2 separate regions of the Homo sapiens genome follow, and region 1 is linked to region 2. Evidence: chromatin loops called from intact Hi-C (ENCODE). Cell type or tissue: HCT116. All regions are shown on one strand. Links, peaks and the distances in the headings refer to the core of each region. The heading gives the core; the rest is flanking DNA.

Evidence for each region. Hi-C counts contacts between places; a loop is a spot of excess contacts. Peaks named below come from ENCODE experiments on the same cell type or tissue, not always from the same donor. Only the 100,000 strongest peaks of a DNase experiment are listed, where the experiment ranks them.
Region 1: it touches region 2 in a loop (7-fold over the local background); 19 of 110 quality-filtered maps call a loop at or near these places.

The regions. Positions count from the first base shown.
Region 1 is chr16:28,217,021-28,219,934 of GRCh38, reverse strand. No RefSeq gene overlaps it. Among named protein-coding and RNA genes, the nearest start is that of XPO6, 6.5 kb to the right of the region's middle. RefSeq lists an enhancer at 238-739. In HCT116, for the core only: a CTCF peak has its summit at 1,631 (motif pointing right); a DNase peak (open chromatin) is centred at 1,614.
Region 2 is chr16:28,165,261-28,168,174 of GRCh38, reverse strand. XPO6 (exportin 6) reads left to right here. Exons shown (of 24, transcript NM_015171.4): 6 at 1,590-1,667. Among named protein-coding and RNA genes, the nearest start is that of XPO6, 45 kb to the left of the region's middle. In HCT116, for the core only: no CTCF peak of the experiment used is centred there; a DNase peak (open chromatin) is centred at 1,144; H3K27ac peaks cover 326 bases.

The sequences.
Region 1 (2,914 bases), core at 264-2,763, 52 kb before region 2:
TGCCTCTCTTTAAAAAAGAAAGAAAGAAAGTCTTGTAACGTACAAGCACAGTTCTTTTTTTTTTTTTTTTTTTTGAGATAGAGTCTCACTCTGTTGCCCAGGCTGGAGTGCAGTGGTGCGGTCTCGGCTCACCGCAACCTCTGCCTCCTGGGTTCAAACAGTTCTCCTGCCTCAGCCTCCCAAGTAGCTGGGACTACAGGCATGCACCACCACAACTGGCTCAGTTTTGTATTTTTAGTAGAGACAGGGTTCTACCATGTTACCCAGGCCGGTCTCAAACTCCTGACCCAGGTGATCCACCCACACAGTTCTAAACACTTCTCATGCTTTGCCGTGGTCATGGTGGGCTGCCGGATCTTTTCCATGTGCTCCCCTGCTGTCACACTTTCCCTGTGCTGCCTGCCCTGTGCCCAGAAGTTCGACCTGTACGGATTACATCAGCAGGCTCCCTTGCTCCCTGGCTTACAGCTGGACTTATCCAATGTGGATCCCCCAGCAGGAGATTAGCAAGAGAGCAGACAGTGAGGTCAGCATGTTTATTTCACTGGCATTCTCCCCACAGCATCACCTTAGCTGGCTGCTTCCTTCAGCTGCTCTCACACAATTCTTCCTTTCCAGATTCTGGCCTCCATTCCTCCTCTTGTCCCTGCAGGCTTAGAAGTACTAATAATCATGCTGTTACTAGACCTCTTGTGTTGTGTTTTCCTTTGCAGGGTTTCCTTACATCCCACCCTTTAAAAATAGTCCCCTTGTCAGCTGGGCATGGTGGCTCACACCTGTAATCCCAACATTTTGGGAGGCCAAGGTGGGGGGATCACCTGAGGTCAGGAGTTCACGACTAGCCTGGCCAACACAGTGAAACCTCGTCTCTACTAAAAATACAAAAATTAGCCAGTCATGGTGGTGCATGCCTATAATCCTAGCTACTCAAAAGGCTAAGGCAGGAGAATCGCTTGCACCCAGGAGGCAGAGGTTGCAGTGAGCTGAGATCATGCCACTGTACTCCAGCCTGGGTGACAGAGCGAGACTCCGTCTCAAAAAAAAAAAAAAAAAAAGTCCCCTTGTCAACATTTCTTTTGTTTTTTTTTTGAGACAGAATCTTCCTCTCTCTTTCAGGCTGGAGTGCAGTGGTGCGATCTTGGCTCACTGCAACCTCTACCTCCCAGGTTCAAGTGATTCTCCTGCCTCAGCCATCTGAGTAGCTGGGACTACAGGCTCGTGCCACCACGCCTGGATAATTTTTGTGTTTTTAGTAGAGACAGGGTTTCGCCATGTTGGCCAGGCTGGCCTCGAACTCCTAACCTCAAGTGATCCACCCGCTTTGGCCTCCCAAAGTGCTGGGATTACAGGCGTGAGCCACCGTGCCCGGTTCCCTTGTCAATATTTTGAATCCTAATTTGGTTTTCCTGATAGAATTTAGCTGAAACAGGTACCTGCCCAGCCAACTAGGTACTAGTACTATTCCTATTTTATGGATGAGGAAACTGAGGTTACAAAGAGTTTAAATGACTTGCTCAAGGCCACACAGCTACGTAACAGGCTGAGTAAAAACCCAGAGAGTCTGGCTCTAGAGCTGCGAAGGCCTTCAAAGGCCTTGAATGCCAGGCTATGCAGACAGTGTGTTCCCATCACCTACAGAGGGTGCCAGACTCTCACCCTTTCTTCCTTCTGAGATCCTCACAGAGCTGTCGTGGGGCTCAGACAGATCTTGGCTATGGAGGCCAGGCACAGTGGCTCACCCTTGTAATCCCAGCATTTTGGGAGGCTGAGGCAGGAGGATTGCTTGAGCCTAGTTTTTTTTTTTTTTTTTTTTGAGACGAAGTCCTGCTCCTGTCCCCAGGGTGGAGTGCAATGGCGTGATCTTGGCTCACTGCAACCTCCACCTCCCAGGTTCAAGCAATTCTCCTGCCTCAGCCTCCCAAGTAGCTGGGATTACAGGTGCCTGCCACCACGCACAGCTAATTTTTGTATTTTTAGTAAAGACGGGGTTTCACCATGTTGGCCAGGCTGGTCTCGAACTCCTGACCTCAGGTGATCTGCCCACCTTGGCCTCCCAAAGTGCTGGGATTACAGGCGTGAGCTACCATGCCCGGTTGAGCCTAGGAGTTTGAGACCACCCTAGGGAGACCCTCGTCTCCCTAGTCATTAAAAAAAAAAAAATTAGCTGGGCACAGTGACTGTAGTCCCAGCTACTCGGGAGGCTGAGGTGGGAGGATCACTCGAGCCCAGGAGTTTGAAGCTACGTCAGTTATGATTGAGCCACTGCACTCCAGCCTGGGCAACAGAGCAAGACCCTGTCTCAAAACCAACAAACAAATGAAAAAAAAAATGAGAGCTCGAGAGAGAGAGAGATGTTGGCCATTGAAAGAGCTACTCTGGAGCTTGGTGGCACATGTGACCCAAGATTAGCCAATCAGGGCATCACACTCCCCAGGCCATGGTGACTGGTTCAGGAGTGGGCATGTGACCCAATCAAAGACAAAGGGTTTATTTTTCTACGACATTTGTAGGAGATGCATATGCCCTTCTCTCCACCAGGCTTCAACCTGGAAGAAGGGAAAGCCTAGATATGCCAGGGCCCATGAGGATAAATGACCCCCAGTCAAGGAAGCAGAACCAACGAACAGAGAGAAACTGAATTCTGTGATATTCACACCCTGAATCCACCATATCTGAAATTCATCCAAACCTTTGGATGGCGTTTTACGAGACAATACATTCTTTTTTTCTTCTTCAACTGTTAAGAGTCCAAACTTTAGGGTCCCCACCTTGTTACTTGCAATGAAACGGACACAGTGGAAGACAGCTTGGAGTAGGAAAAGGACTGAAGACTGCAGCAGCCAGGTGAACTTCTATTCGTCCATCAAGACCCAACCCAAAGGTTACCATCTTTGTTGCTTCCTCCCCATTTCCT
Region 2 (2,914 bases), core at 198-2,697:
AAATGTTAAATTTCTAATGTTAGGGACCATGTTTTATACCTCTGTGTCCTACAGTGCCCAGCAGTATATTAAATATTTTAAAAATTGAGATAAAACTCACCATTTTAAAGTGCAATATTGACCGGCTTTTAGTATATTCTTGAGGTTGTGCAACCTTCACCGCTATCTAATTCCAGAACATTGTCATCACTATAAAAAGAAGCATCATACCCATTAGCAGTACCCTCCCCCACCCCGCCCCATTCTCCTCTCCCCCAATCCCTGGCATTCACTAATCTACTTAGTCTGTCTCTATGGATTTGCCTTTTTTGGAATTCTCATAAAAATGGAAGCATACAATATGTGATCTTTTGTGTCTGGCTTTTTCACTTAACATAATGCTTTCAAGATTTATTCAGGTTTTAATATGAAAAATTTGAGAATAAGATATTTTCAAAAGCCTTTGTGATCACCTTATGTTCCGGGTTCTGTACGGGTACAAAGAGGAAGAAAACACAGTTCCCACCCTCAGGTAATTTACACTTGAGTGGGGAGACACAAGTAAACAGTTAAAGATGTTTTAAGAGCTAAATAGAGGTATGTTTTATGTGCAGGAATTCCTGAAGGAGGTGACAGCTGAATGGAATTTTGAGCGACAGACAGGTGGCATTTAGTCTGGTGGAAAGGTGATGTTGAAATTGGGAGGAGGAGAGCAGGTCAGAGGTTGAGAGGGACACATGTAGAAGGAACAGCAGACAGTTGAGCATAGCAAGGCCGCGTCTGTCGGGTGAGCTGAAGCCTGGGTCAGGTGAGGCTAGATGAGGTCAGCAGAAGCCAGGATTTCCAGCCTGTTTCCTGCATGAGGAACGAAAAAGGATTGGTGGCAGGTTTGTGGGGAACGAAAAGTTGAGTTTGGGATATGCACGTAGCATTGTCCAGGAAGCAGGTGGACATGCAGGTCTGTTACTGCCTTGCCTTGTTTCTGAAGCCCCCATCGTGTGAGGCAGAGCTTGGTGTATATAGTCAAGGTGAGTTTGGGCCAAGAACAGGAGACTTGAGAGGCTTCAGAATATATTGAAGCCATAGCAGTGGATGAGTCACTCTAGCAGTGAGAGTGAAATGAGAGGAGAAGCAGGTCAGTCAGGGAACCTGGGGAAACGTGTGTTTAAATGACTCATGGGCAGAGGATGGAAGTAATAGTGAAAGGGATAGAATTGAGTTCAAAGAAACCAGAGAAAAGCCAGGAAAGAGTGGTGCTACCAGCTCAGAGAAGGGTTTAGGCAATGGCCTGTAATGCCACAGTGTGGTCAAGGAGGATGGGGATTAAGTGACCAGTGAGTGCATGCAGCAACCAGGTGACTCTGGCAAAGAGCAGTGCTGGAGGCAACAGTGGGGAGAGGCCACACCACAAGGCCACAGTGAAGCAGTGGAGAGCCAGAAGATAGCTGTGAAGTCGAGAGGCACAGCCGCTAGCTGGAGGAGGACATGGTCAAGAAAGGGATGTTCAAGTACTCATGTTTGATCAGAGGTATCAAGAAACTTTCTCTAAATATGATTTTTATATGCTGGACATTATTTCTCTTATAACTCTGTTTCTCCTTTCTTGGTAGGTATCTTGGAGACTGTCTGGGACAAACACAGTGTTACTGCTGCCACTCCACCACCATCCCCGACCTCAGGAGAAAGTGGTATGGTCTGCCTGCCAGCCAAGGCATTCTTCTTTTTAAATGTATTGGGGGCCAGGTGTGGTGATTTGCAACTGTAGTCCTCAGTACTGAGGAGGCTGAGGTGGGAGGATCACTAGAGGCCAAGAGTTTGAGACCAGCCTGGGCAACATAGTGAGACTCTATCTCTGTTTTTAAAAATTACATTAAAAAAATAGTCCTAGGTTGTTTCCCTCATTTTTTTATTTTTCCTGAATGTCATGGTTATGTGCTTGTGCTGAGATTGTTAGGAGCCTTTGGGCTTGAAACGTCTGCTTGTCCTTCTGTAGGGGTGGCAGGAGGTGGGCAGCAGCCTGCAGGAGAGGACATAGGAACAGGAATATTGAGTGCTTTCTTCCTCACTGGATTCATGTTGGCCAAGGCAGAGTGGAGACCTCTCTGCCTGCATAGTGGAGACCTCTCTGCCTGCATAGTGGAGACTATGCAGTAGTTAGCATTGAATCAACATTGGTTAAGAGTCATTTGGTAAAGCGGGGCATATTTGCAGAGGCTATTAAATAGTTTACTGGTTGCTAGTTATTGTCCACAGTTATGTTAATATCTGCTTCAAAATTCAGAGTGTAGTTCTTCTAAAGATGACTACTTTCAAGGATGGATGGAAAGAGGAAATTGCATCTGAACAGGAACTTTTAGTTTCTAAATGCTGCTGTTTACACTAAATGATCACAAATGCTTTTCCAGCAGAGTACATCCTGTGAATTGACACATATAGCTTCCTCTACTGTAAAGGTTGATGTGGCTAATGAGAAATATTTCCACATCTTCTCCTTTATTTCAAGGAGATAGGCTGTGGAAGTCAGACGTCTCTAAGCCCAAGCTGTTTTATGTAGCCTGTTGTTAGTATGTGGAAGCTGAAATTCTTACAGAGTTACTCTAGAATTGAAAAATCTATCTGGAAGTTTTGGGGAGTACTCATAGTGCACTAATTATTACAAATTTTCATTATCTTACTTGGATTAAAAATTATTAGAGAGCCATTTGTCATACTGCTTAGATTACAAACAATTATAGAGTTCTAGAGTGCATTATAAGCTCATAGGAAATGGAACTTTGTATTTGGTGGCAAACCTTTATTCTTTAGGTAGATATTTGAGGTGGCTCAGCAGATTTATATGTTGCGGTATCTGGAGATTAAAGAAACATTTGGAAATGATTCAGAGATTTGATTTTATGAGTGAACGAATGTCTTGGAGTATCCACAGTTAAGTTTG